Linked DNA regions of Homo sapiens: region 2 is linked to region 1. A link is an interaction called in ENCODE POLR2A ChIA-PET data of the cell type or tissue named here. Cell type or tissue: PC-3. All regions are shown on one strand. Each heading gives the region's core, and the rest is flanking DNA. Links, peaks and the distances in the headings are about the cores only.

The links. ChIA-PET counts read pairs that join two places held together with the same protein. Peaks named below come from ENCODE experiments on the same cell type or tissue, not always from the same donor. Only the 100,000 strongest peaks of a DNase experiment are listed, where the experiment ranks them.
Region 2: POLR2A ChIA-PET joins it to region 1 with 5 read pairs; 2 of 35 experiments call an interaction of 5 or more read pairs at or near these places.

What each region holds. Positions count from the first base shown.
Region 1 is chr10:34,605,967-34,622,741 of GRCh38, reverse strand. The region is part of intron 2 of PARD3 (par-3 family cell polarity regulator); the gene reads left to right. Among named protein-coding and RNA genes, the nearest start is that of PARD3, 200 kb to the left of the region's middle. In PC-3, for the core only: a CTCF peak has its summit at 10,102; a DNase peak (open chromatin) is centred at 10,101.
Region 2 is chr10:34,314,733-34,331,507 of GRCh38, reverse strand. PARD3 (par-3 family cell polarity regulator) reads left to right here. Exons shown (of 25, transcript NM_001184785.2): 19 at 164-391; 20 at 14,170-14,401. Among named protein-coding and RNA genes, the nearest start is that of LINC02629, 420 kb to the right of the region's middle. In PC-3, for the core only: no CTCF peak of the experiment used is centred there; no DNase peak of the experiment used is centred there; H3K27ac peaks cover 180 bases.

The sequences.
Region 1 (16,775 bases), core at 9,094-11,593:
TTCTCCTAACAAAATTATCTTGTTTTCCCAAAAGCTTCTTGTTTTTGTGAAGAAACTGAAAATGACTGGCTGAAGTTTGTCCAAGAAATTCATTCAACCGTAATTTATTCAGTGTTTCCATGTAGCCTGATGGGGCCTAACTGGAATTGATAATCTTGCTTACAAATACAAACTCATTTTTATCACTGAAATGACTTTCTCCCCCAACCATCAAGGAGGGAATAACTTCTCTTGTGACAAATATTTTTGAACCTGTGCTTTTCTAACAATTGAAATGGCCAGCTTTTTAGATGAAAGTTCTAATGTATTATTTTTAGAAATTTCAGAGAAGGAAACAAATAATTTGCTTATCTGATGTCCCTTTGTATGTTAATTTATGGTATCTTGAGGCTTTGAGTTTTAATTTAAACCAGCTTCAGTCTGAAAATTCAGAATTAATATTTATATCAAATACATGCAAAATGTATAAATCTGAACAAATTCGTTTCTTCAGAATAAATGATGATCTTGGACTTATGTTCCTGGAATGTTTTCCAAATTGAGTTTTATAATTATCTTTTTTTCTGCATATTTCTAATAGATGTGTAATATTGCCCTGTTTAAGGAATTCTATTCTTTAACAAGGAATGTTGTCAGATGTAATATAAGCTTGATTTAAGTAAAATAATGTAATCGATGGCAGGTATAGGAATGGCCACCTTTATGAGTGCTGGTTCTTCTACTGAATTTTAAGATATGTGAAAACTAAATAATGATTAAATAAATGATTGATAGTCACGTATTGATTGATAACTCTTTTTCTTCAACTTACATGGACTGTTACAACCTCTGAGCACCATGGTTTGGGAATTTACTTTATCAAAATACATTTTATGTGAAATAATGTTTGGATACACAATCTTTTTTCAGTTTTGGTACTATGAAGTTGGTTTAATAAGAAAAGAATCTGACATTTAAAAAATTGTAAAATCTGCACATGATGTAATTGCATTTGTGTTTATTGAAGTAGTTTGTTATAAAAACTTGTAGAGAACAATAACAATATCCATGCTCCTTTAGAAAGTGTAGTGTGTAAATAATCAGTGTAGTGATTTTTTTAAAAGGTGTCAAGGTAGCAGTGCTCTTTCTTTCAGTTTGTGCAGTAAACTGTGGGGTTTGGGTTCTGTCTTAGGGGTTTCCAGGCGTGTTCTTGAAATGCTAGGAATGTACAAATACGTCATGTTCCAGTGTTAAAAGTTGGAAACTAGGCCGGGCGCGGTGGCTTGCCTGTACAACCGGCACCTTGGGAGGCCGAGCGTGGGTGGATCACTTGAGGTCAGGAGTTTGAGACCAGCCTGGCCAATGTGGCAAAACCCTGTCTCTACTAAAAATACAAAAATTAGCCGGGCGTGGTGGCACATACCTGTAATCCCAGCTAATCAGAAGGCTGAAACACGAGAGCCACTTAAACCTGGGAGGTGGAGTTTCAGTGAGCCTGGGTGACAGAGACTCTTCCCTCCCCTCAAAGAAACCCCCAAAACAACAACAAAAAAAACCCCCAAAAAAACAAAAACAAAAAACAAACAACAAAAAAAGTGGAAACTACTGATTCTTTCATGTGTCCTGCCAGATGAAATCTTTTTCTGCGCAAACCTTAGACTAGAGCTGGCATCTCCTGCCATCTCTGTTCAAAGGTTTCTCCAATGTACTGTTACTGGGGAAGGTTGGGTTTTCACCCTGGCCCACTCTGGTAAATGTGTACCATTTTTGTATGTGGCAATTGCACTTGTACACCAGGCTTAGTTAAGTGCCAGGGAAGTTGTAGATGCTTCACTTGTGTAATAATGAAAGAACACATGTAGCAAAATGTGGCAAGATGTATTTTTTTGTGCATATGTGGTTTTTCTTTTTTCTTTATTGGCCTATTCTAAGGAATGGGTGCTTGTTTCTCCTGCAGTTTTCATAAAAAATGAGAGCTGGTTCATTGTTAGTGATTCAACTTTTTGACTAAGAAATTTCCCACTTCTTTTTCAAGCTTTTGAATCCGTTTAATTAAAGAGCATCCTGAAATTGCAAGGTGAGCTTTTTATCTATTTATCTGTGAGAGGTTTAAGCTGATGCTTTGTAAGTAGAACAGAAATGCAGAAACAAATTGGATTTCAAGGTTGATGTAATGCTCCATCCCAATTTCCAGTTACTGTTTTGTTCATCAAACAGCCTCGTCGTTTCCTTTGATTGTCTTTTTAATAAGAAATGGGCATGCATTCCAAATTAAAAGATAAATTTATGCTAATGTTGACTTCAGCTCTTTTATGTATTAAGGTTTTGTGAAATGTTTTGTTTGCAAAATGGGTCCTCCTGTTTCAGATGGGGGAATGAGGAAGAGAGACACTTCCTACATCACAAAAAACCTCTTGGTTTCCAGGAATGGTGAATTTGGACCTTATAAATGGGATCTGGGATCACAAATGGGCGTGGGTTTCACTGCTTTGGCTACCAGTGGAGGAGTAGGAGTCATATCTTGGTTGTCAGGGAGGTGGGTGATGTCTTCTGAATAAATTGGTGGCATTTGGGAGCAAGAACACAGAATAACCAAGGGGAGGTGAGATTATACCACATGCCAGTGGTTGATGATCTGGGCATATATGGCATGGGTGATTATTTGAACAATATCTATATTTTATGCTTATTTTTAACTCCATGAGAGTGGGGTCTCTGAGGAGGAGGTGGTGGTGGTGTGTGTGTTCTTTATATCCCAGGTGCCTGGCCTCAAGGTATTTGTTGAGTGAATGCATGAAGGGATGAACCTTCATAAGGGTTCATTCTGCTATTATATTATGCAGAAACAGAGAGAGGTAAGCTTATTTTATACAATATCAGGGAGAAGGCTGGAGAGCCAGTGTCAGGAACAGTTTCCTGAAGTCAGAGCTCTCAAACATTGAGGTTGGCTGCCTGTGGAGGAAGGGAGTTCAGGTAAAGGGTGAGCAGTAGAAATATTGTAGAGGACATTCAAAGATTTTTAACTGGTAGTTAAACCAGATGATCCTAAAATGCTATTTATATTCTGAGACTCCATTAAATATTTGAGCACCTACTGTTTCCATAACAATGTGAGCATCACAGCAGACAGATTCAGCAGTGTGAGAAACGAGATGACTACCCATGCTGGAGTATTCCAATCTCATGGTGGTGGTGGTAAAATAAAAATTAAAAAAGAAAAAAGTTGGCAAATAACATTATAATTCTATACAATAAAATGCAGGATATTTAAGCTATTTATTCATTCAATAAATATTTGAATGCCAATAAACTTCATAAGTGTCAGCATCACCATTGTAGTTGAAGAGAGAACAACACAATTTTTTAGGAGAAGGTGGAGTTGAGCTACACCGTAAAGACTTTATGGGACTGTGGGCCGGGCATGATGGCTCACATCTGTAATCCCAGCACTTTGGGAGGCTGAGGCGGACAGATCACTTGAGGTCAGCAGTTCGAGACCAGCCTGGCCAACACGTGAAACCCCGTCTCTACCAAAAATACAAAATTTAGCCAGGCGTGGTGGTGCATGCCTGTAATTTCAGCTACTTGGGAAGGTGAGGCACAAGAATTGCTTGAACCCAGGAGGTGGAAGTTGCAGTGAGCCAAGATCATGCCACTGTACTCCAGCCTGGGTGACAGACTGAGACTCTGTCTCAAAAAAAAAAAGAAAAAAAAAAAAGGCTTTATGGGACTATATTGGTGAACTCTAGAGCATCCAGTGAGGGGCTGTGGGATGAGTGAAAGCTAATTTCTAAGAATCACGAGGTGTGCTCTGAGGACAAAGAGGAAACCTTAGGGAAGTGGCACCAAGTGAAACCAGAAAGGAGACTGGGATCATATTGTGGTTGACCTTAAATATTACCTTAGTGTTGAGGAGTCACCTGTGTAACTGAGGAGAGAGGAGGAGGTGTGCATGACTCCAGCAGGTTGGAAAAAGCCAGTGCCTCTGCCAGACAGGAATGTGGAACGGGTGGAAAGTGGTGTGATCTTAGATGTGTAGAGTGTGATATTTTGGAAATCCTATTGGAAACAGTCAGTCAGGAAGGATGTCCTAGCTAAGAAGACATTTGAAGTTTTGAAAGTGGCTCATCTATTTCCTGATTGATACATACCATTAGTTCAGTTTGGGTCTATTATTTTTTGGGTCCAGTTTTTTTTTTAAAATGAATTGATAGGCATGTTTACCAGAGTGCTATTACTTTGTTTTTGGAGATGTCACTTTCTCATTTTTACCTGAATTGTGACTTACTTTGCCACTGTTGTGGAAGCGTTCTTACATTCTGACTTCACAGTACAAGATGTCACTTGATGTCACCAAGAGTTAAGAAAAGCTATTTTAAGTATGCTGGAAAAGGAATCTATTTCAGTGTTTGCGGGAGTCACTATTTTGAAGCAAACTAAGAATTTCTAAGGAGCTTGGAGACTTGCACATCTTCTGATATTGGGAGGTCTTAGGTTAAAAGACTTTTTTATTTGGATTCATTAATTGAGTGTAGGTCATTGTTAATGGAAAATCGTTGAACACTTAATAAATACAGCTATGTTTAAAGTTCTTAAAAATTTAAATACAGATTAGGAAGCCCAAATTTCAGAGGAACTGGTAGAGGATTTGTGCTTTGTTTTTAATGTTTTAAACAGCCCTGTGGTTATAGTTTAGAAAGGTCATAGTTTTGACGGTCCTCTATTAAAAGAAAGTGATTTTTCCATCAGAATACAGTTGAGTGCCACAGTGTATAGAGAAGCCATAGCTAATACTTTAAAATGTTTTACTTTTAAAATTTCAAAACAAACTGTAGGTTTTAAAAGTTTTCTCTCTCACAGTTTTAACCCAATCTGAGAAATAAAAAAGTAAAAAAAAATAAATGTATAATTTTGATCTCTCTAGGCTGAGCCCCTAGAGTGTAGCCCTTTATTCCTTGAAGGAGGCATCCCTTTAGTGAGTTTAAATTTATGAAGCCAGTCCCATGAAGGCTGCCTACTCATGTCTCCCTTGCCTTCAGTCTGTGTGTGCTTTGCTTTTAATTTGAGAAATAATCACTTGGTTGTGGTCTTGTGGACCAAATACTGTGTTATCTATAGACAAATTGAAATGTACTTTAAACATTATTTTATTATTTTTGACAAAAATTATACATATTTATGGCATACGGTGTGATATTTAAGTGATGTGTAATGGTCAAATTAGGGTAAGTAGTATATCAGTCACTTCAAACATTTTTCATTTCTTTGTATTGGGAACATTAAAAATTTTCTCTTCCAGCCATTTGAAAATACACAATACATTAGTATTTGTTTTCACCCTACAGGGCCTTAGACCACTAGAACTTAATTCTTCCTATCTAGCTGTAATTTTGTGTCTGTTAACCAATCTCTTCCTACCTTCCCCTTCCCAGTCTCTGGTAAGCACTGGCTTACTCTCTACTTCTATGAGATCAACTTTTTATTTTTATTTATTTATTTATTTTTTGAGACAGAGTCTTGCTCTGTCGCCCAGGCTGGAGTGTAATGGTGCGTGATCTCGGCTCACTGCAGCCTCCACCTCCCGTGTTCAAGTGATTCTCCTCCCTCAGCCTCCTGAGTAGCTGGGATTACAGGTGTCTGCCACCATGCCTGGCTAATTTTTTTGTATTTTTAGTAAAGATGGGGTTCACCTTGTTGGCCAGGCTGGTTTTGAACTCCTGACCTCAAGAGATCCCCGCCTTGGCCTCCTAAAGTGCTACGATTACATGTGTGAGCCACCGCCCCCGGCCAAGATCAACTTTTTAATTTAGTTATTTTTTTTTTTTTTTTTTTGAGACAGGTGCTCTGTTGCCCAAGCTGGAGTGCAGTGGTGTGATCTTGGTTCATTGCAGCCTCCACCTCCCATGCTCATATGTTTCTTCCACCTCAGTGTCCTGAGTAGCTGAGACCATAGACCCATGCCACCATACCTGGCTTTTGTTTTTTTGGTAGAGATGGTTCTCCCTGTGTTGCCCAGGTTGGTCCCAAACTCCTGGGCTGAAGCAGTCCTCCTTCCTTGGTCTCCCAAAAAGTGCTGGGATTACAGGCATGAGCCACCACAGCCAGCCAGATCAACTTTTTTAGCTTCCATGTACAAGTGAGAACATGCTGTATTTATCTTTCTGTACCTAACTTATTTCACTTCACATAACGTCCTCCAGGGTCATTCATGTTGCCTGAATAGTATTCAATTGTGTGTATAGACCACGTTTTCTTTACCTGTTCATCAGTTGCTGGACACTTAGATTGATTCCAATATTTTGTCTATTGTGAATAAGGCCGCAGTGAACATGGGAACGCAGATATTTCGTTGATGTGCTGATTTCTTTTCCATTGGGTGTATATGCAGCAGTGGGGTTGCTGGATGTATGATTGTTCTGCTTTTTTTAATTTTTTTTTAATTTTTTTTGAGAGAGTCTCACCCTGTCACCCAGGCTGGAGTGCAGTAGCACGATCTTAGCTCACTGCAAAGTCCACCTCCTGGGTTCAAACAATTCTTGTGCCTCAGCCTCCCAAGTAGCTGGGAGTACAGGTATGTGCTACCATACCTGGCTAATTTTTGTATTTTTAGTAGAGACAGGTTTACCATGTTGGCCAGGCTGGTCTCGAACTCCTGGCCTCAGGTGATCCACCCGCCTCTGCCTCCTAAAGTGCTAGAATTACAGGCTTTTTATTTTTTGAAGAAACTTCATTCTGTTTTCTATAATTGCTGTACTAATTTGCATTCCCACCAGGGGTGCACAAGAAGAGTTCTCCTTTCTCCACATCCTCACCAGCATCTGTTATTTTTTGTCTTTTTGGTAACAGCTATTCTAACTGGGGTGAGATGACATCACAGTGTGGTTTTGATTTGCGTTTTTCTTATGAATAATGATGTTGAACATATTTTCATATGTTTCTTGGCCATTTGTATGTCTTCTTTTGAGAACTCTCTATTTAGATCATTTTCTCATTTTTAAATTGGATTATTTGGTTTTTGTCTGTTGCGTTTCTTATATATCGTATATTTTACTCCCTTGGTGGATGAATAGTTTGCACATATTTTCTCCCATTCTGTAGTTGTCGCTTCACTTTTTTCATTGCTTCTGTTGCTGTGCAGAAGCTTTTAGTCTGATATAATTTTATTTGTCTATTTTTGCTTTTGTTGCATGAGTTCTCAGCCATAAAATCTTTGCCCAGACCAATGTCGGGAAGCCTTTTTCCTGTGTTTGTTTGTAGTAGTTTCAGAGTTTTGGCCTTACATTTAAGTCTTTAATCCATTAGAGATGATTTTTATATATGGAGAGACATAGGGGTCTACTTCCACTCTGCTGCCCATGGTTACACTGTTTCCTCAGTGGTGTTTGTTGAAGAGACTGTATGTATGTTCTTTTTGCCTTTGTTGAAAATCAGTTGGCTACATGTATGTGGATTTATTTCTGTTCTTTTGGTCCATGTGTCTGTTTTTATGTCACTCCCATGCTGATGCTGTTTTGGTTACTGTAGCTTTGTTTTTTGTTTCTGTTTTTGTTTTTTTGTTTGTTTTTGTTTTTAGTAGACGGAGCCTCACTCTGCCACCCAGGCTGCCCAGGCTGGAGTGAAGTGGCGCCATCTCGGCTCACTGCAATTTCCGCCTCCCAGGTTCAGGCCATTCTCCTGCCTCAGCCTCCCAAGTAGCTGGGACTACAGGCACCCGCCACAACGCCTGGCTAAGTTTTTTTTGTATTTTTAGTAGAGACGTGGTTTCACTGTGTTAGCCAGGATGGTCTTGATCTCCTGACCTTGTGATCCACCCGTCTTGGCCTCCCGAAGTGCTGGGATTACAGGCATGAGCCACCGTGCCCGGCCTGCTTTGCGTTTTTTAAAGTCAGGTAGTGGGATGCCTCTAGCTTCGTTTATTTTGTTTAGTGTCACTTTGGCTATTTGAGGTCTTTTGTGGTTTCATATAAATTTTAGGATTTTTTTTCCATTTCTGTGAAGAATGTCCTTGGTGTCTAGATAAGGATGCATTCGATCTGTAGATCACTTTGGGCAATAGGAAATGTACTTAATTTTTATTTAGAAAGTTAAGCAAAAATATCAACCAGTATTAAAAATGTTTTAAATATGTGTTAGACATTTAGACATCTTTAAAATCTTTTAAATATATGTAGACATTTATATTTAAAACATTTAAAAATACATGTCTATGTTTAGTTATGTTTATGCCTGCATGATTTAAAGAAAGAAATGATCTGGGTCCAATGAGATAACTTGTTAATAAACTGTTTATCATTCATAATCAGCCTTGTTACCCTAGAATAGGACACTTATTTTAATGTCTGACTTGGTTTCTTTTAAATTTATGGCTTTTATTTCTTTTTTTCCCTTAATCTTCTGACTACTCATTGTTAGAGAACTTCTTGATATTTTCAATTAGTTTCCAGAGCTTCTGCTCTGGTTAGCTGTTTTTTTAGCGCCAACTCTGAAATAATTTCCCAGGTTCCTGGTCCTTCCTCTGAGAGATTTAGTCCTTCATCCCATGTAGCGGAGCAAAAGGAGAGAGGTCATTGGCCTCACATTACTTTTCTATGTTGGTTGACTTAATATTATTACTTTTCCCAAGAAGGAATACATTTTTACAGTAGGAAAACTTTTTTTTTCTTTTCTTGAATTTAGCTGTTTGCCTTTGAAAGCTAGATCAAGCATACAAACACATGTATGTATGAGTATACATGTTCTCATGTTTCCCTGTTTATAAACTTTTCCTATAAGGATAGCCTAGGTAGTACATTCTTAATGTTTGCTATAGTTTTATATCTTGAATAAGTTAGTTCAGGAAAAGATTTGCTGACAATAGATGATAAATTCGTAGCTTGTGATGCAACATCATTTTAAAAAGCAAGTTTAAAAATTAAAGTTATTAGAAAAAGATGCAAAATGGTTTCTCCACATTCACCCTAGTTGGTTTCTCCCATAAACTGAGAATCTTGGAAGCTGATCTCCGGAGAATGTGGACGAGAAAACTATGTTTTAAACCTTTTTTTTATTCTACAGGAAATGAATTTGTTTGCCCTTTTTCCTGTGGTGCCATTGTGTCTGAATTTTCTTTCTGTTCTTATAATAGGCAGAATGAATAAGAAAGCCACACATTTGCGAATCCTCTGGATGCTGTGTGGGGCTATGCTGTGAGGTTGAATAATTATGATTAATTGTAAGCTGGACCATGTGCATTTCAGAGAGTGGGTAGTAATTAAGTAAGAGTTAATGATTTTACCATTGGGCTACTGGTATGTATTTATGATACATAGCTCTATTATTCCTACAAGATATACTTCGTAATTGCACAGATGTTGTTGAACTCCAATTTCAAGCCATAAAAGTGTTTTGGGGCTGCTTTCTTTTTATATATCTTTGTAATTCACTAGCAAGCCCTAAGAAAGGTGATACTAAAAGCTGAATCAAAAAGAAAGCAGGTGGTCAGTGTGTGTGTATGTGCACACAGGTTAATCAGGAGGGGAATTTGCTTTTTTGATTTGTTGTTCACTTTGCTATGTTTTAAATGTATTTTTATAAAAGTGCAAAGATACACTTATTTTAATGCTTTAAAATAACTTGAAATGATTGAGCAATCGTAGGCTAGTTCTGAGCATGCCTTTAAATTCAGGAAAAAAGGGTTACTTTGTATGTTGGACTTTAGGTAGAAATATTTATTAATATTTGTACTGTTTGTAGCTTTGGTTGATTTATGGTCACCTATGTAGGTTTAGGTTTTGTACACTGTGGATAATTATATATGTTAACTTTTTAAAAGATTAATTTTTATTGAAGATACAGAGAAACAGTAACTAGCATTATTTATTTGATTGGCTGTTCAACTTACTTTATCACCTCTTCAGCTGTTTTCCAGTCCACAATTGCTCAATTATTTCACAGGCAAGTAAGTTATACCTTCATATTTTCCCAAAATGAGAATAATGATATCCATCTTGCAGCATTGCTATGATGACTAGCAACAGTGGTTTTTATTCATTGTGTCTGGTACTATATACCAGCATTAAGAAGCTTTCTGCAGCCATTAGCTCATAAAACCTCACTATAGCCCTCTAGGGTAAGAATTGTTGCCCCAGTTTTCCAGATAAGGAAATTAATCATCAAGGTTCACATGGCTTTGCCAAAGTTGGGTGAAATTCCTAAGGAGCTGAGCTAGGACTGTGCATGTAGAGCACCAGACATTGTGCCTCTCACACGATTGTCATCTTACACGTCCATATCGATCCTTTGGAAAAAGTAGGTAAAGAGCTACTTTTTATTTTTTCTTTTTCCTAAGTGTTTTTTAACCTTCCGTTGTATTAGGCTTTAAAAACAAAATGGTTGTCCTCTTCCTAAAGAATAATTTCTCTCTGATAGGGAAAATGTGTGTATATTTCAATATTTTGGTGGTATATTTGGAATAGGATTTGTTAAAATTGTTTTTAATTATTATTATTTTTCATATTAAACACAGCTTTCAAACACTTAGGCATAAACATACAATTAAATACACACATTTCTAGCCTATGGTTATGTTTCTGTATAGGTTATATACTGCATGAACAGATGCATACTACATTTCAGTGTCTTTATTAGAAATGTATCACAGCTGGGCACGGTGGCTCACGCCTGTAATCCGAGCACTTTGGGAGGCCGAGGCGGGCGGATCACGAGGTGAGGGGATCGAGACCATCCTGGCTAACACGGTGAAACCCCGTCTCTACTAAAAATACAAAAAATCAGCTGGGCGTGGTGGCGGGTGCCTGTAGTCCCAGCTACTCGGGGCGGGGGGGTAGGGGGGGCGCTGAGGCAGGGGAATGGTGTGAACCTGGGAGGCGGAGCTTGCAGTGAACCGAGATTGCGCCACTGCACTCCAGCCTGGGCGACAGAGCAAGACTCCGCCTCAAAAAAAAAAAAAAAAAAAAGAAAGAAATGTATCACATTTATTTCCCATCTTCATGTACGTGGATGAAAATAAATTCAGCAGTTTTTAGCTCTCTCCCGTCCCCATTTCATTATGGAAAATTGCGTACGGGGCCTTAGGAGTCAACAGGATTTTTGTGGTTGGTTCAAGATCCAGATTTTTTCCTAGACAGCCTATAATTGTATTCCGATTTGCCTTATGAGAAGTCTAGAAGGAAGGGATTCTAAAATAGTATTAATCTTGTGATTTGTCAAGTTAATTTTTCTGGTCATATTTGAAATTAAATTTAAAAGGCATCAGAAAATCCCGAAATTACTCCTGCATGTGTCTTTTCCTTGCCTTCCTTGGTGTATGCTCTGCGTTCCTTTTGATGGTTTGGTTTTGATCTGTTCTGCCTTCCAGTTCGGATAGTACATGGTTAGGTAATGCCTAACCAAGGGTTAGTAAACTAAGTCAGCTAAAATGTTTCTAAAATGTCATACTAAAGGTACAAAGTTGTGATGGAAAACATTTATTTATATGTATGTTACCTTATGTTGTAGAAGTAGCTAGTAAACAGAGAATACCTTTGAAAGCTATAATTAATTTTACCAGCCATCACAGTTTTCCTTTATCCGAGCACTGAAGCATTAATACATGTAAGAATAAACTGGCCCTTATTCTGCCTCACTCAAGGTGCATGATTTTCATCTATTTTTGGGACTGAGTTTGGAATGCATCGTTAACATAGACCGGTTTCAACTCTGCTAAACTGTTCAAAGACTAGAATATTTTCAGCAACTAGGTATTTTTTAAAAAGGAAAAGAAAGCAACTTACTTTTTCTGTCATTGCATGAATGTATTTCCCTGGGAGCTGCTTACTTTCTAAAATCATTAAGAGCTGAAAATTTCAAACTCCCCCCCACCTCTCCCCATCACCACACACCACCCTTTACAGACATAAATAGGTCTTGTATATTTTCAGTAATCAAAAGCTGTGGGTACTTCTAATTGTTCTATTGCATATCAAACTTTATAAAACTTAGAGTATACCTACTAGTTAATCATACATACACAATGTTTAGCAGTTTAATTTTGCTCAGAAACAATAAAGATTATAAACTGAAATAAAACAAAATGCTGTCAGCAACCACATTATATATATATTTCAAAAAAGGAAACTCCTAATCTGTCTAGCGTATTCTAGGAACTCCATATTTCACCCACGATCATACTGGCTCCTGAGAATTTTCCTCACACTGATTCTTGGTTACAGGCATGCTTATTTTTCCTTCTTTGATTAACTCAGGTCCACACGTAACCCTTTTTGGGTTACTGGGTCATCTTCCTAACTGCTCTAAGCCTAGATTTCTGTTTAATATTAGAGTATTCTGTTCCCATAATGTCCGACCAATTCTTGATGAGTACTGGCATTTTTAAATTTTTTAAACAGTGACAGAATGTAGTGACAGTTTTTCTTTGTATGTATCAGAGCATTTCTTATGATAATAGCTGTATCGGTGGCCTCCTAATCAAGAGCATTCAGCAACTTTCACGTTCCCTGGATGGTTTGCTAGGTACCTGGATTATTGATTGGAACTTCAGGAGAGTTTAATGACTCTCATCCTTCTTGCCACATGCCCTAGCCGATATATTTAATATTACTTCCAGTCGTTGCCAATAGAATGCACTTTAAATAGTGTAGGAATATACTACCAGAGATTAGAGTAGATGTGGATGAATCTATCATGAATAACCAGAGCTTCAATAAAAGGCCCCTTTGGTATAAAATTCTGAACTTTGAAACAGTTGGCCTCCGCCTAAGTTTTGGTATATTTCCACTAGCTAGAAATTTCACTACTCTTAATAAAAATAATTCTGCAGAAGGTTTCCCAGCCTTTCTGACGGTAATGTCAAATGATTTTTCTCGTCTCATAGTTTATTGCCTAGCACTTTGTAACATTCTGCTAATTTCTGCTGGTTTTAAAAACACGATCAAGAGAGTGAAGTAAGAGGCTGGGCGCACTTTGGGAGGTTGAAGTGGGAGAATTGCTTGAGGCCAGGAGTTTGAGACCAGCCTGCACAACAGGTTTTTTGTTTTGTCTCGACAAAACAAAAGATAAAAATAACAGGACATGGTGGCTAGATAGCCCTAGCTACTATGGAGGCTGAGACGGGAGGATCACTGGAGTCCAGGAGTTCAGGAATACAGCGAGCTATGATTGTGCCCCTGCACTCCAGTCTGGGTGACAAAGGGAGACCTTGTCTCTAAACAAACAAAAAGAGGGAAGTAAGTACTCAAGACCTCGATCTCTTCTTACGCTCCTTAACCAACTGGCTCTGTATCTCAGGAGTGTGGTATACTTCTAAGAGCAGGTTTCAGTATCCACACAGTCTTGACAGTATTGAGATTGGTGGTGTTTGCCTTGCATTGTTTGAAATTTCCATTTTTACAAAACCTGCCCTACAGACTTTCTCATGCTAAATTATTGGAGCTTATATTTATCTACTGGTGATAATTTTGGCCTGCTTTTGACAGAGGAATCTTATTTTAATGTTGTGTGAATATTAATTAATTTTAGACTCATAATTAATTGACAAAAATAACTGAGTTGAAAATGTACCTGGGGATTCTAAATTTTAAATAGAATTGTTAGTTTTAAAGATGTCTATGCCATTGCTTTAGAGGAAATACTGACTTGAGTCCAAAATTAGTCGAATTATGAATGACTTATTCATTCCTGGAATCTTAGGATTGTAAAGATTTTTTAAATGTTCTGGGCCTTTTGATGCATCTGTTAACAGGGGTTATCTAGTCAGTTGAGAGAAAATCTGAAGATGCCCAAGGTCCTCATATTGGTTGGTGCAGTATTTGCGTATCACCTATTTCTACTCTCCTGTAGACTGTAGATGATCTCTAGATTACTTGTAATACCTAATACAATATAAATGCTATGTAAATTGTTGCTATACCCTGTTAGTTTTAAAAATTTGTAGGCTGGGTGCGGTGGCTCATGCCTGTAATCCTAGCACTTTGGGAGGCCAAGGCGGGTGGATCACCTGAGGTCAGGAGTTCGAGACCAGCTTGGCCAACATGGAGAAAGCCCATCTCTACTAAAAATACAAAATTAGGCGAGCGTGGTGGCAGGCACCTGTAATCCCAGCTACTCGGGAGGCTGAAGCAGGAGAACTGCTTGAACCTGGGAGGTGGAGGTTGCAGTGAGCCAAGATCGGGCCATTGCACTCCAGCCTGGGTGACAGAGTGAGATTCCGTCTCAAAAAAAAAAAAAAAAAAGTATTCTTTTTTACTGTATTCTTTTGTTCTGAATATTTTCAATCTGAGATTGGTTGAATTCATAGATGCAGAATGCATGGATACAGAGAGCTGATTGTGGTGGTGCCTAAGAACTAGATGGCTCTAGGAAGGTTTTTTGTCCTTTTTAAATATATGTAATGGAGAATACAATGATTTCCATCTTTCCCAACGTTTGTATTATCTCTTACGCTATATACGTTGTCAAGAATCTATGGGTGCGGGTAGTAATTGTGGAAGAGCGAGGCAGAAATCATGGAGAAACGGTTGTGGGTGGCTGTCAGTCTATTTTAATTCTAGTATGTTTTACCAGCATGGAATTCAGAAGAACTGAAATCCCCTGCTCTGATGGCTGCAGCATCCTGTGCTGGGACCGTGCAGCATTGAGAGGCTTGACACATGTCAGTATGTGGAAGAGTTTGGAGAGCAGCCAGCAAGAGGAGTGAGCCCCTAAGAACAAACAAGACTCTTCCTCAGGATTACTCAGGGCTGGCTGCATGATTTGCAGGACACAGTGCAGAATGAAAGTGCAGGGCACTTTGTTCAAAAATTAAGAATTTCAAGACATTGACAACAGAGCTTCAAAATAAATAAATAAATACATAAATGGGAGATCTGTGCTGATGCCAGGGTGGGTGGTATCCACAAAGCCTGCTCTGATCTGATGTTAGGTGAAAGAAAAGCACCTAAATGTTTCTCACAAAGCTTTGGTTCTTAATTCTAATATGAGACAACAGAATGGCGTGGGAGTTGACTTAGCCCTAAACATTCTAGATCTTTAAAGTTTTCGTTGGTCCTTCCACAGACTGCAGACTGAGCTCACAGGAGTGTGTCCATGATGCAAACAGAAGTATCTTATAGGTGCCAAAGGATGGACTTACCTTTTCCTGCCTTTTACCAACATATTTGCAACAGAAAAAGGATCATGTGAACAGATATCACCTAGGGTAGCTGTCATTTGGAATTTGTGTAATTATTAGAATTTGTACAAAACACAGAATATCCCTTTTTTTAAATCCATTCATTCTACATTTGCACTCTTTTCCCTCCCACTATCCCAGGAAGTTACTTAATTATTCAGTGGCTCTTCTAGCTGTTATGCATTAAGAATTCCTATTGTTGGCACAAAATCCATCATTTAAGCCTCATCTTGAGGAGGTTGTCATCTTCTTATTTCTGATATGTCTGTGAAATACTGCATTTTTTAGCATATTTGTGTGTACCCTGGAGGGTTGTTTGCAAATACATATTGCCTGTGTTGTGCATTTATCTGTAAAATGCCGGAATTTCTTACACTTTTAATGGGTCTTGAGTAATGACTTTGTGGGTGGGATAGGGTGAAGCTCTGTCAGTTTCGAAATCTGTAAGGTGAAGAAAACTTGGTACTAGTTTTCCAGGAACTTAGATGGGCCCCCAAAGATTAAGATTTGTGCTGAAACACATTTCTCAACGTGGCCTCTCATCTTATGCATCTATCTACAAATCTGGACAGCTACTTACATGCTCATGCTCCAGCTGTGTTTGGCTGTCTTTTTTTTTTTTTTTTTTTTTAAGACAGAGTCTCTCTCTGTCACCAGGCTGGAGTGCAGTGGTGTGATCTCGGCTCACTACAGCCTCCACCTCCTGGGTTCAAGCGATTCTCCTGCCTCAGCTTCCTGAGTAGCTGGGACTACAGGCGTGCACCACCATGCCCAGCTAATTTTTGTATTTTTAGTAGAGATGGGGTTTCACAATGTTGGCAGGATGGTCTCGATCTCTTGACCTTGTGATCTGCCCGCCTTGGCCTCCCAAAGTGCTGGGATTACAGGCGTGAGCCACCATGCCCAGCCAGAGCTGTCTTATTGATAGACAGACTTTTTTTTTTTTTTTTTTTTTTTTGAAGACACGGGGGTCTCACTATGTTGCCCAGGCTGGTCTTGAACTCCTGGCCTCAAGTGATCCTCCTGCCTCAGCCTCCCAAAAGGCTGGAATTATAAGCATGAGCCACTATGCCAGGCTGATGCTCCAACTTTTATAAAAATGTAGCTTCTTTATTTTCCAAGTCCCAGAAAAAACCAACCAACCAAAAGAAATCTTTGAAAATCATGCTCCACAGCATGCAGATTTGAGGAGGGGAACTGGATCCGGCAGGCATGATTTTTCCACTTGCCTCCAGCCTCATCTTTCTCCTCCTCTGGGTGACTCTGCCTGAGTTTGTGGTGCCTATACTGCCTTTCTCTGCACCCGGAGCACGTGACTGTACACACCTGCACACATCTGTAGACATACGCTGTTTTAGTCAGGGTTCTATTAAAGGGACAGAACTACACACACACACACACACACACACACACACACACACACACACACACACACACACATTTCCCTTTATATATGTATAGTAATATAGATATATGTAGTTCTGTATATATATAAAGAACTAATAGGATATATCTATATAAAGGGGAGTTTTTCCTCATATATATATATAGAAGATATATATATATAGGAGATATAGATATAGGAGATATATATATATAGGAGATATATATATATAGGAGATATAGATAT
Region 2 (16,775 bases), core at 5,064-7,563, 290 kb after region 1:
TTAGCAACTATTACTTCATTTATTCTTTGTCTTTTCCATCTGCATTCCAGAACTCATCATTGAGCAAATAATTGTTATGTACCTGAAGTTTTCGACAGTGCATATTCAGGTACATAATTTTCACTAATTCACACTAACATTTTTTTTCTTGTAAACCTCCCAGGTTCTCCCAGCAGAGATGTGGGTCCTTCCCTGGGTCTGAAGAAGTCAAGCTCGTTGGAGAGTCTGCAGACCGCAGTTGCCGAGGTGACTTTGAATGGGGATATTCCTTTCCATCGTCCACGGCCGCGGATAATCAGAGGCAGGGGATGCAATGAGAGCTTCAGAGCTGCCATCGACAAATCTTATGATAAACCCGCGGTAGATGATGATGATGAAGGCATGGAGACCTGTAAGTTTATAATGGCTGAAAGAATAATAATTAAAATTAGACTCTATTTCTTAAAGTGAGCTCCAGGGAGCCCTGGAGTTTTCTAAGATTCTTCAGGGTAATCTCTGAGATCTCTGAGGTCTAATAATCTCTTATTTCATAATAAGACGATATTATTTGCCCTTTACTCACATTCTCTTATAAGTATACACTGGGGTTTTTTGGAGGCCACATGTCCTGTGATACTGCATTAGATTGAATGCAGAAGCAGATATGAGAATCTGTCTTACAGGCCAATATTAAACTAAAAATTCTGAAAAAATATTTAACAGTGCCATTGTTCTCACTTCTTTTGGAATATATATATTTTTTGGTAAAAAATGTAATTTCTGTTAACACGAAGTTGCTTGTTTTTAAAAAGTAATATTTTAAAACTTTCCCAGTTTTAATTCAGTACATGTTGCTAGATATAATCCACATATAAAAAAGTTATTTGGAGTGCTTAATAATTTTCAGGGGTGTGAAGTCATCCTGAGATCAAAATATTTGAAAACCACTACTTTGTAGTGTCTCAAATAGGATGTCTCCATTGAGTACCTGTAATAATCTGTGATCTTAAAAACATTTTTTTTTTCTTTTTTTGCTTTCAGGAATTACTCATTCTTTCCTATAACTAAACTAGCAAGCTATATTTATGTGTGTTTATTTTGAAATTGCAAAATATTTAAAGCCAAGATTATTAAAAGTCAAAGGTTAATATGAATGTTTTCCATGGTTTATTGAATAAAAAATAATTTATAGATAGGTACAAATATATCCTTCCAGAGAGTTAAACATTTCTTATATTAAAGTAAACATTCTATTAAAAAGTAATGGAAAAACTCTACCGATATATTTACTAAGAAGCAAAAGGGCTTAGGAGTCCTAATAGTGAAAATTGTTGATTATCTTATATTGCTCATAACTACTAATTTACCTTTTAGTGTTTTAACCTCAAATGTGACTCAACCATCAAACTATTGTACGAATAGTTGGAGGGACCACAGAATAAAACTAAGGCAGAGACCAGAGATAATTTGTGTAGATTGTAAATTACTTGCAATTCAACATTTGAGTGGACCACTTCTATCACATATACCTAAGAAAGACTTTCGTGGGAAGAAGAGTTTTAAGTAATAAAGATCACATTTTGAGAATATATACATATACATATAATGTATATGTATATATACGTTAATATACATTGCTTATACGTATAATGCTTATACATATAATGCGTTTGGGAAGATGAATATTTCTGTCATAATGTAATATGCGAAGCATAACTTAGAGGATTGCTACACTTCTCTCCACCTCCACCTGATTCTCCATCTAAATCCAGGCAGTTTTGTCACTATGATCAGATTCCTCACAACTGGGCCTTTCCAGGCCCAGTTTTTCCCTTTTGGCGGCCTCTCCAGGCCCAGAACTTCCTTAGGTCAGCCTCTCCAGACCCAGTTGCAGCCTCCTGGTGTCCTCTCCAGGCCCACCTCTTCCTCCCGGCTGTGAATATATGCAGCCCATTCTTGCAGGATGAGGAGCATATTTACTATTTTTGCTGCCAAACCTGGTCTCCAAGATCCTGAGTCATATAAGCTTTCGACCCTATTGAGTTTTTTCTCTTTGTAATAATGGTTCCTTGCCATCCTAATCAATATTACTTGACAATTATAGAGCTTGCTTCTCTCTGTCTTGGGTGTATATTTAATCAAAAATTACTATGCTTTGGCCCCTTGATATATATTTTTTAAGTATCTATAATGATGCTTTTGAACTTTTTTCTTGTTCTGGTTAAAATGTTATTTAATTTTCCTTAAAAAATGCAGTTTGCTCTTATAATATTTCACTCATTTCAAATGTAACAGGAGATAGAATACATATGAATATAAGGTATATTTTTAATTCTGTAGGGATAGCCTCCAGAGTGTCCCACCAACATGGACATCTGATTTTGTCCCTATATAAACTTATTTTTTAAAAAACAAAATGAGAAATAACAGTATATTAAAGTTCATTCATGTATCTGTCCTTCAGAGAAAAAAAGTGAAATGAAACACATGGATAGGCAAATTACAATTTGCAAACCAAAGATAAAGTTCTGGACAAGACCTGGGAAATACACGTGTGGCAGGTGCCCTAAAACACGCTGCACCTACAACCACCAAATGTTGTATTTTTCAAAAGTCCTGTTTTTATTATTTTTTGCATACCAGTCTTCTGAACTTTGCATATGGCAAATGAATGGCAACTATTGTAAATTCCAAACTTTTCCAATTTTGGTTGTTGAAATCGTGTTTATAGGGTGGAATGAACACAGAAGTGGAATTCAGGTGACTTGCATCCTCCTCTACATTCTTCTAAGTAATTTGGGATTTTAGTCAAAACTTCAACTGCTTGAGCTTTAATTTCTTCATTTGTAAAACTGAAGATTTGGACTAGATAATTGACTTTCAACTGGTGTGTTGTGATCTCTGGTCAGGAGCAGTACCTCAATGGGTTTGGAGAGTGGGAAAGGCCACCAGTGTCACCTTCCCCCCACCACCACCTTCACAGTTGTTTTACTCACTTCTGTACATGGGGATCCTTTGTAAATTTTAGTTTTTAAAAAGGGTGTTTTTGAGTATTTAGGAAAAAGTTGTAAAAGTTCTGGCTTAGATGGTTTAGATGGTTTCCGAAGTCCTTCCTAGTTTAACATTCCATGATTCTATGTACCCCCTCACTGCCCTACTTCTGGCACGCTAACCCCCTCACCTTTTGCGAGGCCCATGTGGAAAACACCCCATCTATTTCCATCTTGCATTACCAAACACAAAGCTTGGCAAATCATAGAATTAAATAAATGTCTGCCAAATCGATGAGTGGGTGAGTGAGGTATCCCACACTGGACCTTGTATGCACTAGATCTTCAATACTTCAGCAAACTCTTTGTTTTTGTTTAAAAAAAAATTGTCTATCAAATGTGGTGTTACTGCTGGTGGCTGTCAGCTTACATAAAACTGAAGACGCGAAGGCACTTTCTGCCTCCAGCTTTGGAAAGAAGGCTGGCTCAGTTAGCCCTCCTTCGGCTTCCTAACCACACCATTTTCAGCGTCTGGCTTGTGGACCTGCACAGCGGAGTCTCTGGACTTGCTGTCTCTGTGGCTATGCTCCTGCATTTTTGCCCTTCTGGGCTTGTCCCTTAGCTATGTGTCCCCTGGCTGCATGTCCAACATCTTCTATTGTCTGTGCTAAGTGGGCCTCAGGGGAAGTGGGTTCTTTCTTGTCCCGATGGTCCAACTCAGTTACAGCTGCCCGTAGAAATTAAAAAGCCACATCCCCCTTGAACCTGGATCTGAAAAGAGGACCCTCGTCTAGGCAGATGGTCTTTTTGTCACATGGGACATTTCCTGAGGATGCAGTGCACCCTGGAAATGCGTGGCTAGAGACTGAGCCATTGTGGAAAAGCTAGTTATGGAGGTCAGCAGGAACAGAGAGCTCCTTGCACCGTGCTGCAGGCTCTGATTTCTATCATCATGTGGCACTTTTCCTCTTTACAAGTAAGACACATAGGCGTAGGCATGGTTGATTGCTTTTGTCAGTTGGGTCGAGCCCCTCCCCAGTGACTATATTCATGGCACTGAACAGGCTGGCCTCTTCTCAGCAGTGTGGAAATCATGGCATGGGCACAGCAATGGGGCCAAGAGACTGGGGTGGGATCCATGTGGTATCTGGTATCTGTCATCTTCTGCAGCACTTACATTCTTCCTGTGGAGATGGCAGAAGCCAGCATTTTTGTGTCTCATTTAATCCATCTGGCCTCTCCATGTTGTGTGCGTCTGTCTGGATCAAGATGGAGCTTTGTATTCTGGGACCCATTATCTCCGAGGCCCTACCTGTGTTTGACAGGTCAGGGCATTGACAATCTGCTCCCTCTTCTATGCAAATTACATGCCCAGCCTGGCTCTCAGCAAGCGACTTCTCCTCCCCATGATAAATCAGTTTCTATTGCTACCAAGAAAATGCATGCAGTAAGATTGCTTTGTTTTCTTTTAAAAAATACATTAATTCTACTTTTTCGTAATTAAAAGTTGCCAGAAATTGTAAGCCCTGCACTCAGTTTTGTAACAGCTTTTTGTTAAGGTTGAGGAAGTGAAACAGCAAAACTAAATATCTCCTATTAATTATACCTATTGATTTTAAGATATATCAAGTTCAGAATTTTAAATGTGACAAACTTTGTGCCTTGCAAACATGAAGGCATTGTCTTCAAACATGAAGTAGGTAGCTTGCATAATTTCCTATAGAGCTCTTATTAAGAGATAGGAGAAAAGCACTGCTCCAGAATACACATAATTTAGGTTTTCAGTATGAAATTTGAAGAAACTGAATTTACATTATTAAATCAACTAATATGAGAGCTTCTAGGGGAATTTTGTTATTGTTTTATTAGCTATGAAATAACATATTGCCTTTGATATCTCATTTTCTACTCTCAGTATTCTACCCACTTCTAGCCACCTTTCATCACCACCTATTTCAGCAAAAATAATGCAAACTAAGTATAATTTTATCATAAGCAAAACACAGTGGATTACAGTAAATCTATTGTGGAAGAATTTGGGATCAGATTTCAAAGTCAGAGTACTTTGTAAACTGTTTCCTATTTGGTTAATCCATTTTAGTGGATAATTGGATGTTGATCTATAAAAATACTTGTTCTGAAATGCTAAGAAGAAGAATAACCTATCACATCATTTTATGCAAATAAAATGATACATATACTTAACCTGCAGTTTAAGAAAGGGAGCTTCGATTAATTTTTAGGAGGTTTCTGATCATAGTATGGGTGTATGGTTGTGAAATAACCAAAGGTATTCTCTGCATTTCTTTTTCTAGGTAAAATGTAACTTAGCAGAAAGTGCAATGAATATTGACATCTGAAGTGTTTTGAATGATAGAATCCTCATTTCTAACTTTTTTTTTTTTTTTTTTTTAGAAAGAGTGTCACTCTGTAGCCCAGGCTGGAGTGCAGTGGCACAATCTTGGCTCATTGCAACCTCCAACTCCCAGGTCCTGGTTCACGCAATTCTCCTACCTCAGCCTCCCAAGTAACTGGAATTACAGGAATGTGCCACCATGCCCAAGTGATTTTTGTATTTTTAGTAGAGACGGGGTTTCACCATGTTGGCCAGGCTGGTCTTGAACTCCTGACCTCGTGATCTGCCCACCTTGGCCTCCCAAAGTGCTGGGATTACAGGAGTGAGCCACCGCACCAGGCCCCATTTTTTAAGAGGAAATAGTATCTATATATTTGACTAAGATTACACTTAGGAACTGAATCTTAGAATGCGTATCTTCTAATTCTCAGTCCTGTGGTTTTTCTAGAATATGAAACACACTTCCAAACAGAAAGCCCATTGCGCTAAAACTACTGCAGAGTGTGTACCTAAAGTCTGATATTTAGGCTATTAGTTCCTAAGGGCTCGGGGTTGGGGGATGATTCAACCCAGTGGATAAATGAGCACTTGATAAGGAGTGTGGTTCAGTTCCATTGTAGTGTGTAAGTTAGTGTGACACTGGGGAGGGGGTGGTGGTGTAGGGGTGCCCAGCTGATGTGGAATTAGGGAGGAGAGGAAAGTAGAGGAGGAGATTTCCAGAAGAGAGGTATTGGCCGAGTTGAGTGTTACTGCTTGAGAGTCTTCAACTGGATGCACAGAGAAATATGGAACATAGGGAATGGGGAGCCATCTCTGGGCTGCAGTAGTTCTGTTAGGTTGGTGTGTATGGGGCAGGTGAGAGCATAGTGAGGAGTGAGGTTTAAGATGTAGGTGCCTGTCATCCCAGCACTTTGGGTGGCTGAGGCAGGTGGATCACTTGAGATCAGGAGTTCGAGACCAGCCTGGCCAACATGGCGAGACCCCATCTCTACTAAAAATACAAAGATTAGCCAGGCGTGGTGCTGCATGCCTGTAATCTCAACTACTTCGGAGGCTGAGGCATGAGAATTGCTTGAACCCGGGAGGCGGAGGTTGCAGTGAGCCAAGATCACGCCACTACACTCCAGCTTGGGCGACAAAGCAAAACTCCATCTCAAAAAAAAAGATGTAGACAGCAAACCACAGACTATTTTAAATTACTTGCATTTCAAATAAAATAATATGATGGGACTCTGGGGTAGAGGGTGGCTTATTGAGATGGGATGATAAGTAGTAACGTCAGGGCAAGGAGCTAATTTCTGTGATAGTAGTACAATCATCCAGGTGAGCGATGATGCTTGGCAGTACCAGAGCAAAGGAAGAAACTGTTTACGGGCTTAGCGTCTCTCACACAAAGATGGATGATGATGATGATGTGATTTCTCTCATTAGCACTTCCAGGCTCAGAAACTTGGAATCATCATCTCACTGTGTCACCACTCCATTACCAAGCTTTCTTAATCTTTCCACATGTAATCTAATCTCACCCCTTACTTGCAGTCTAGGCCGGACCCTCGTTATTTAATATCAGAAGGTATTGCTAGTGTCTCCCAACTGGGCCTCCTGTCTCTAGATGTGCCCAGTGAGCTCTGCAGTCACCTTCTGACTCTCACAGCCCCTCAAGTGTCCGTGCTTACCCTTGCCTGTGCCATGCGGTGCACACTTCGTGAGGTGTATCTTCTTTCTTCCCCAGCCCTCTAATGTGTGTATATTATACTGTCATCTTCCTTCTCCAAGAAACTTTTCCCCCGACAATCTAGTTTTTCTTAAGCTCCAGCTGATTCTACACAGTGCATCCGAGACTTTTTAGTATAAATTATTTTTTTAACATCAGGAAATTTTTGCGGATCACTCAATATAGATTATGTTTCATGGTAGGTAAGAACATTCGCTTTTGGGAAGCAGGCATTCTGATTCCTCACACACACAAAAGCAAAGTAAAGCATTGCTAGCCATTCACTATTTTATAATCTCTAAACATTTTTATGCTGTTAATTTTTGTGTTTCACTCAAAAGAGTCTGAGCAGTGGCCTGAAATCTCTTTCTTTGACCATAAATAATAGTTTGTATGTTGTTCAAACAGACGTTGTGTACGTTAAGCTCACTCCTTGATTAAAATAAAATTCTCAGTGGCAATTCCAACTGTAGGGTTAGGAATGCTGTCATTTCGATTGTGTAGCCAGCCCTTTCGGTCAGAATTGGTTTTTAAAAAGCCTTCAGCTTCATTTTAAATTGTCCCCATGGACAGAAAACAGCATCCACTGTGGGCCGTCATTTGAATGTTAAAATCAGTTGGACACTAAAAGCGAATTTGCGAAGGTTCAGAAAATTGAGGGTGTGACCCTCATTGTGCCTGCTCTGCAACATTGTCTAGGGAAGGGAGGGATAATGGAGGTGACATTCTACCATTATCTGTGGGAGCATTTTACCTGCTTCATTTGAGGGGGATGGGTTAAAGAGAAGTTTAGAATGTCAAGTAAAAGTGAAGAAAGGTTTTTGGTAATAACTCTTTAAAAGAGTGATCCTATTGTTTTTCTTCCTTCACCCACATATATTGAAAGGTTTTTTAAAAATGAAATAGAGCTATTTTTAGAGTAGAGTGTCTGAGGAGTCATCTATTTGAACTTTCTCCCAGTTGCTGAAACCACTCTACAATACCACTAATAAATGTCACCTGATTCCTTCATAGCTTTTTTACCTCCTCACAGTCTTCATCATATCAGTTATTATTCTCACCCCATGTATTAGTCTAAAAGCTCTAAAGTCTTCCTGTTTCATGCCAGCTTTGTGTGTGTGTGGTTTCCTTTTTTTGGTTTTCAGGAAAAGCTAAGTTTTTCTGTTGCCAAGAGCTCATCATTCTAATGTTAAAAGTCAGAGTCCAGAAGAGCAGATCATGTTATTCGACACCATCTGTGTATCACTAGCTGTTCATTTCCTACATCTTTCTTTCTCTTCCAAAGTCAAAGTGTTCCACCAAAATAAGAAATAAAAACAATATTTATGTCCCCAGCGTTCTTGATTCCTATGCAGGAGTTTGCAGCGACTGAAAGTCCAGTCCTCATTTAGTTGTATTATCTTTTTACCTAACACTAACAGAAATTGGTAGTGGTCAGTGGATTTACTAAATCCAGTGAAATTTTCTATTTTGAATGTCTCATTTTAACTTAAAAGTTTTGTTTTAAGAATATAGCTTGTGAAGACTGAGTCACCCTGTGTAGAATTTTTACATTTCATCCTTTATCTTTCAATATAAATTGTAAATTGCTCAAGTATCTGTGTTCCTATTACTAAGTATTCCTAATTCTAAGGTAGTTCATAGTTAAATGGGTGCAACAAAGGGCAGTTCTTCATATTGTTGGCTGCTTATTCAGTCCTTCATTTAATTGCTCAGTGAGTATTTAATGATGCTTCTTGGGGCCTCTCCCTCAGAGGAGAGTATTGTTGAGTTTTAAATACAAAGTAATACTATGATATTTTCGTTTTGTATATCTCTATTTATACCCATTGAACAATTCATTTTAATCTAGTAGCAAATCTAAACAAATTATTTAAATCTAGTAAAATTGCCAAAGCTACCTAAAATGATATTTACTGCTAAATTATACACTTAAGACAAATAACACAATAGATATTCCACAGTTGCTCTAACACTTGCTTTATGCAGTGTACCTTTTAGGATGCTTTCAGCTATATGTAATAGAAAGTGCAACTCAGACCAACTCAAACAATAAGGAAATACATTTTCCTACATAACTTGAGTTCTAGAGTTCTTCAGAGAGATTTCTCCAAAGACCCAACATTTTTCTGCCCCTTCTGCTCTGCTATCCATGAGTCAGCTACCCACAAAATAATTCCATAATTCAGCTATCCATAGGGTAATTTTAGGGCTCAGAGGCCTTTTACTGTCTTATTGCTGTCTAACAGAAGGGAATGAGCCCTCTCCCTAAGCATGGATATGTCCATTGAGTCCAACGGGGCCATTCTTGGTCTGATAACCTTGGACTGGCAAGTCTGCAGGGGTATGGCATCCATAAACTTAATAATGAATTCACCCCTTGGAGCTAGGTTGCATTCCTGGACACAGAGTTCTATTAGGAAGAATAAAGGGAGAAATGGATTTTGGATAAGCGGCCAACAGAAATTATAGTATCAACAGTAGCATCACTTCTCAATGGGGGGGGGAAATAGACTCTAATGACCTTGAGGCTTTGAGTCAACCTTGACTGTAAAATGTTTGTAAAGTTTAGATAGAAATAGATTATTTATGGCAGTAGCTGCAGAACTTTGCACTTCAATGAAAACCCAAAGTCATTTTCTCCATCATCATTAACACGTAAATGCCCGATCTTTTCCAAACTTGTTGGTGATCCAGTCCTAACATGATACCTTTCAGAGTTGAGTGCCTTAATTTGTAACATGGACTAGAATTTTAATTGAGCTCCATTTGCATCTGTTGAAAACATGGTAATTAGGTATGTCTTAATTGCAGAATGACTCTGCCACATTAAAGAGAAATAAGCAGCTTCATGCTACACCTTCTTTAAAAAAAGAAACTTGAAAGTGCCTATCTTTATAGGTAATCACATGGAAACATAGCTGATAGTTCAGTGCATAGAGCAGGTTTAAACAGGCAGAAATGTTGTCAAAAATGGAAATTTCTATTTGTTTGGAAGGAGATAATCATCGCTCTTTGTGTAGGGTATCTGCAAAAGGAAAGCAAATAGTCTGTCAAAATGAGCAAAATTAAAGAGAAAAAAATCAAGAAATGTATATAGCACTTAAAATAGTACATTATCTAAATGTAAATTTATGATTAGTTCTTACCTTGTAATTTGCTGTATGAACACAATAGATCAAGCCATTTATTGCTGATATATTACTAGTACTTTTCTTACTTGAAAAATTGTTTATATGCATGTTCGTTTAAGGGAATAAAGATATTTTATGTACCTAATTATAAAGCTAGTATTAAATGTACAGATTTATTTTAAAACCTAAAATCTGACTAGTACATCAGTGACTTTGAATATGTATATTTTTTTCAAAAATTAAGCATGTGTAACCAATTTATTTGAGCTTTTGAAACTACAATATTTCTGCATAGGAGCAGGATAAAGATTTTTCTCTATCAAATAATTTCAGAATTTGAAGTATATATAATTCAGTACTTTAAAAGAACATCTTATGTTTGTACATATGAAGCTACATATTGCTAAATATTTTTAATTAGTTGGCATTCAAAGGGATTAGTTAAATCAGTACACCCCCAGAAGAGTTTCTGTGATAATGTATTATCTAATTTAGAATGTTCAGAACAAGCATAAAGAATCCTCCAATGTGCAAGTGTCATTTTAAACAGTCCACTGGCTTGGGGCAGGAAACAGAGGTAGGACTTTTAATTTTATAAAATGAGGTTACAAAACCTGAAGCTAATAATTGATTTCATACTACTTTATTTCACATACTTTAGAAAATAAGTTGTGTTACATACACCAGAAAATTATTTTGAATATGAAAAGAATTGGCAACAAACGTGACTTCAGCATATAGTGAGTTGTGAAGGCACTGCCATTATTCTGTTCCCAAGCCAAGAGCCGACATATGCCCCTTGAACTTCTGCCAAAACTATTAGGCAGAAAACTAACAGAATCGCTACTGATAGTTCCATTCATGATTTATGATAATGGTTGCTGTGGAAGACTAAATCATTTACATTTATTGAGCTCATTTTTCTGTTTATAGTTTCAGACATTGTAGAGGGTCGTAAAATCTATTAAATGATGCATACAGCACTAACAATAATAGCATGAAAATATACCAGAAACTAATTAGAGCTAAACCAAATATCATGAGCATTCCTACCTAGTGTTACTGTAGTCAGATTGTGGCTAGTCTTGTCAGGCTTGATGAGAGAACAGTAAGCATTTTTCTAAAGCTAGAGGAATGGTGATACCTGGCGATTAGATAAAGTTTTGGTCAGGATAAAGTCACAAGTCAGTTTTTACCAAAAGTCTTTCATTTATGCAGCCATTTATGAGCAGCTGCTGTTTGCCCCACAGTCTTCATTTGAGGAGCTTAGAGAATGGGAGGGAGACATGTATGTGATATCATATGAGAAGTGCAATAATAAAAGATTGTACAAATAAAGAGCTTTGGAAGTATAGGTGAAAGGAGGTTTCCATGCAGGAATTATACAAAATTCACTAGCTTCCATTTATCTAGTTTGAGTATACCAATAGACCTAGGTTTTTATAGCTCCAGAGAACTTCTGGGAATTGTTCTGTAATTATTTGGTCAATTATCTCACATTTGTGGCCACACCCATATCTCAAAAACCTGAAGTACTGGTTCACAAGCAGATAGAACACAGCCATGTTCAAGGGCATTAAGCAACACACTACAGCCCTGCTTGAGCTATGTTTACATTCTTTGGGGGAGCTCTCATTTGAAAAGGCTGCACATAATTAGTAAGCCCTTGGGCCAACTGCCAGGATATTCTTTCCCTGCTCTGTGTACACCACAAAAAATTATAGCCTGAACTCAGTATTATTTGTAAGATTATGGATTTTCACTATGTCCTTCTAGTTGTAACTGGCTTCTTCTAATAAACGTGCACAATTACTATTTATATCTTAATAGCGAGGAAAAGGAGCAAATTTTCTTAAAAGCCACCATGTCCTTTGGAGGAAGACAATGGCTTACAATGAGATAACTCGCAGTTCAGAGGAAGGCTAACGTTTCTGAAGTCATTTATATGCTTGGGCTGGGTGTGACTCACCCCTGTAATCCCAGCACTTTGGGAGGAGAGGCTGGTGGATCATGAGGTCAAGAGATCGAGACCATCCTGGCCAACATGGTGAATTCCTATCTCTACTAAAAATACAAAAATTAGCTGGGTGTGGTGGCGTGTGCCTGTAGTCCCAGCTACTTGGGGGGCTGAGGCAGGAGAATCACATGAACCCGGGAGGTGGAGATTGCAGTGAGCCAAGATCACACCACTGTACTCCAGCCTGGTGACAGAGTGAAACTCCGTCTCAAGAAGAAGAAAAAAAAAAAAAAAAAAAAGTCTGGGTGCAGTGGCTCACTCCTGTAATCCCAGCACTTTGGGAGGCCGAGGCGGGGAGATCACGAGGTCAGGAGCTCAAGACCAGCCTGGCCAACATAGTGAAACTCTACTACTAAAAATACAAAACTACTAAAAATACAAAAAATTAGCTGGGCGTGGTGGTGGGCGCCTGTAATCCCAGCTACTCGGGAGGCTGAGGCAGGAGAATGGCTTGAACCCAGGAGGCGGAGGTTGCAGTGAGTCGAGATCACACCACTGCACTCCAGCCTGGGCGACAGAGCGAGACTCAGCCTCAAAAAAATAAAAAAAATAAAAAAATTCTGAGCTTTGTTTTTTGCATTATGATAAATAGCTGGCTTTTTAACAAAAAAACACAACTGTGTTACTTGGGCGTAGCTATACCACCATTTGATAGTCTCTTTTCAGATTTGTGAGGGTTTAATAGCAGAAATCTAAGATATTGGGACCCTTTTAGCTGGTCTTATTATACCCACGATAATTGTGTATTGCTATTGAAAGTGCTCCTTGCTGGTAGAGAGGAAGGACTGAATTTTACTGAGGATATATTAACTTGATTTGGAGGTCAGTTCTTTGCAAAAGTTTGGGAAGAGGCCGAACCATTCTGTTTGGCTCTTTGTTATAAGAAACTCAGAAATAATGATCTATACTTTCTTTGTTGATGCTGGAAAAAGAAAAATGACTTAAGAATTCACGGAGTAATTAACCTTATGGCCCCCTATAATTCTCATTGTATTTGGAGGAGAACCTTAGGTGACCAGTCTCGAAAGAAAGATTTCTGAGAGTGGATGTTCATACGTGTCTCTCTGCTTCTTATTTAATAGAGAAATGTTTAAGCTCTTTTGGTAGGGGGAGACTTACTTCAGTTACTTGTCGTTCTTTCAACTGCAAAAAGTTTGGGGTATTGAAGTGCCCTTGGACCATGTGCTTACGAAGTGTTGGTTCAAGGAATGGAATATTGTTATCACTAAGCAGATCTTTTATCTGCAAAGTCCAGAGAAGTGCACTTATTGATTTACTCATTTTCATGGCTCCCTCTACCTCTGTTCAGCCGCCATGATGCAGATAGGCATGCAAGATTGTTTAGGATTAGAATATATAGTAGCATTTACTTCTGATGTTGGCCTTATGCAAAGAAGAGTTACAGAGGCTGTGCAGATCTGTTGTAGATATAAGCCAAAATAATCTGCTCTTCTGTGTGAGCAGGATATGTTGGGAGCCTAAGGAAAGAAGTCCTTGTGCTGACATTGAATGGTGTAGTCCAGCAAATTAATGAGGGGCCAGAGTGTATCTGCATTATTCTTACCCAAGAAGAAAGGAAGCACTTTGGGAAGGCCTGCTTATTTTCTTTCTTTTCATCTTGCAAATATAGTACACGGGACCCTTAGAGGTCTGCGCTGTATAACAAGGTCTTGCTGGCACCCCCCTAGTAGTGTACAATCTGATTCTTAGAGGGTGTTTCTGTGGGTGCATCAGCATCCCACCAGGAAGCTGCTGTTTTGCTGCTACTGACTTGGCACACGATCTTCACGTAGGAGGCATCCACATCACATGTTCCATTTTAATTCTACTCAAAGTTAAACAGCATTGCAGTCCATGTTGCTAGCAGGGCCATACTGCAGTAAAAGTGTGGGAAAGTAAAGTCCTTGAATGTATTTTAGCTTTATTATTTTTGTTGCGTTGGTTCACTGTGTCCCTATTTTTTTTTCTTTCCTTCCAAGTGGAAGAAGACACAGAAGAAAGTTCAAGATCAGGGAGAGAGTCTGTATCCACAGCCAGTGATCAGCCTTCCCACTCTCTGGAGAGACAAATGAATGGAAACCAAGAGAAAGGTGATAAGACTGATAGAAAAAAGGATAAAACTGGAAAAGAAAAGAAGAAAGATAGAGATAAGGAGAAGGATAAAATGAAAGCCAAGAAGGGAATGCTGAAGGGCTTGGGAGACATGTTCAGGTAAGTCGTTACCATCCCAAACCAGAATCTCCTTAAACATACAGGAGTGTGAGCTTAGCAAAAAGTACTAAAAACTGGACACGGTAGTGCACACCTGTAATCCCAGCTACTTGGGAGGCTGAACTGGGAGGAATGCTGGAGCCCAGGATTCCAAATCCAGCCTGGGCAACAGATCATTCCATTCTCTCTCTAAAATAAATAAATAAATAAATAAAAGCACTGAAAGCACAGATTTGAAAACATTATCTTTGAGATCAACCAAAATTCTTGTATAATCTTTTCCTACCTCATTTTTACTTTGTTATGGATTTCATGTTAGCTATTTTCAGACTATTTTAGCAGCCTAAATGATTATATCTTGCCAACCATGTAAATAATTGTTGAGAGGTAGGAGGGACATGTCTGTATCTTAGTTATGCATAAGAGTGAAAGCCCCATTGAGACAAAGGGCTATTAAAGCAGTGTTTGTTCTTTTTTGTGTGTGAACAATGGTTCATTATTTAAATTTAAACATAGAGCTCAAGTTAGTGGTAGCATTTAAAGGTTCATTAATAACAAGTCTAATAAAAAAAGTTACAAATAGAGCTTCAATTAAGCTGCGTTCATTAATTTAGTACTTATTACTTCGGTCTGTAAAGATTTCATTAAATGTGGTCTCTGGCTGTTTCTTGACAGTTGTTTTTGTGCCCATAAATTATACTCTAGGATTACTTAGCATATCATTTTTTACAAATCATTGCCATACAATAAAAGTGACAAGTTGTTCAGAAGTTGCACTGAAACTCTCCCATAAAAGTTCATCTAAGATGATTTATAATATTCAGGCACTTAATGTTAAATATAAAGATTGCTTGATTGTTCCATAAATTAAACCCCTAAACATATCAAGGTGATGGTTTAAAATTGAAAACATACAGCACAGCCATTTGACTTTTCAAAAAGTAGTTATCCTGCATTATGGATCCCCTCTTTTTAAAAACTTTTTTTTAAATTGCAAAATGTGAACAACAGTTTTCATTTTCATAGAATTAGTTGATTTACAATCCTGAAATTGACCTCCATAACTCAGGGAGGTATAGATAAGTCAGACCTGGAAAGTCGAGGAACCATGGCCCAGCCTGAAGGCTACACAGCTCAACAGATGTGTTCTGTAGATGTCTGATTAAGTGCATAGAAGAAGGAGAGTTAACTCTAGACTTATATTAACACAAAGCCTGGCCTATGAGCAGTATTTTCTTTCAATGTGATTAGATTTCTGTCTCTCAGTGCTTCAGAACTGTGGGATTTTCATAGTTTTTCATTAGAGTTTTTCTAGTTTACACAGGGCCCCCTCATCATGTTTCTTCATTATACTCTGTGTTCAAGAATCATATAGGAAGAAATTGCTCTAACTGCCACTTTATTTCAATTTCTGTGTTAGCCAAGGGCCTTTTTGTTCCATATGTGCAGACTGACAGCTCATAAACTGGCACCTCCACAGTGCACAGAAATAAGGCTGCTGCCCATCAGTTAACATGGAAGGAATCTGTACTACTGTCTTCTTCAAATTACAGGGTTAGAGATGGGAGAAACCTTCCCCTGAGACTTGTAGCCCACTCTCTCTTCCAGGGGCTCTCCTGACGTCTTACTGAAAGCTCTAACGGCTTGTTAGTTTTCATTCATTGGCCAACATTTATCTGTTTAAGTGCTCTGTTCTGGTCTTGGAGTAAAAAATATACTTCTAATATCTTAGAATTCCATTAATTATAAGTGATCTTTTTCTGTAACCTGCAACTCCAGAAGAAAGAAAGGCCTATGGTAGAGCTTTCTATCTGGGGCCAGAGGAGCAGAGTGTGGGAGAAATGTGTATTGTTTCTAAGGGACCTTGAAGAACACCACCACACAACTCTCTTTTTTCTAGGAGTCCTATCAAGCATTACATGATGCTTTCTCTAGATCATTATCTACAGCCTGTACCCATAACCTATAATGAAAGCCAGCTTTATGATAAAGAAGTTGACCCTGCATATTCTTGGAAATAAAATTCTATATGCAGGTGCAGGGGCTGAAGGTTTTTTTTTCCCCCTAAAAATTAGGCTGATATTCTCCCAGTGTTTAAGAATGACTGTTAAGAAAATAACAGACATTCATACTTTTTTAGGTATGTGGAATCATTGGTTTATTGGAATCAGCCCACCTTGGCTGGTGAGAGCCAATTGATCAATTTTTAGAAACTTTGCAAGCTGGTTGTCAAACACAGCCATTATTAAAAATTAAATACATTATCTAAAAAGCAAAGGTAATTAATACTTGAAATGCATCACTTCCTAATTATTTTTGCTATACTTTACTATGATCTCTGCTTTTGAAATTATTTACATTTATGGCATGGACA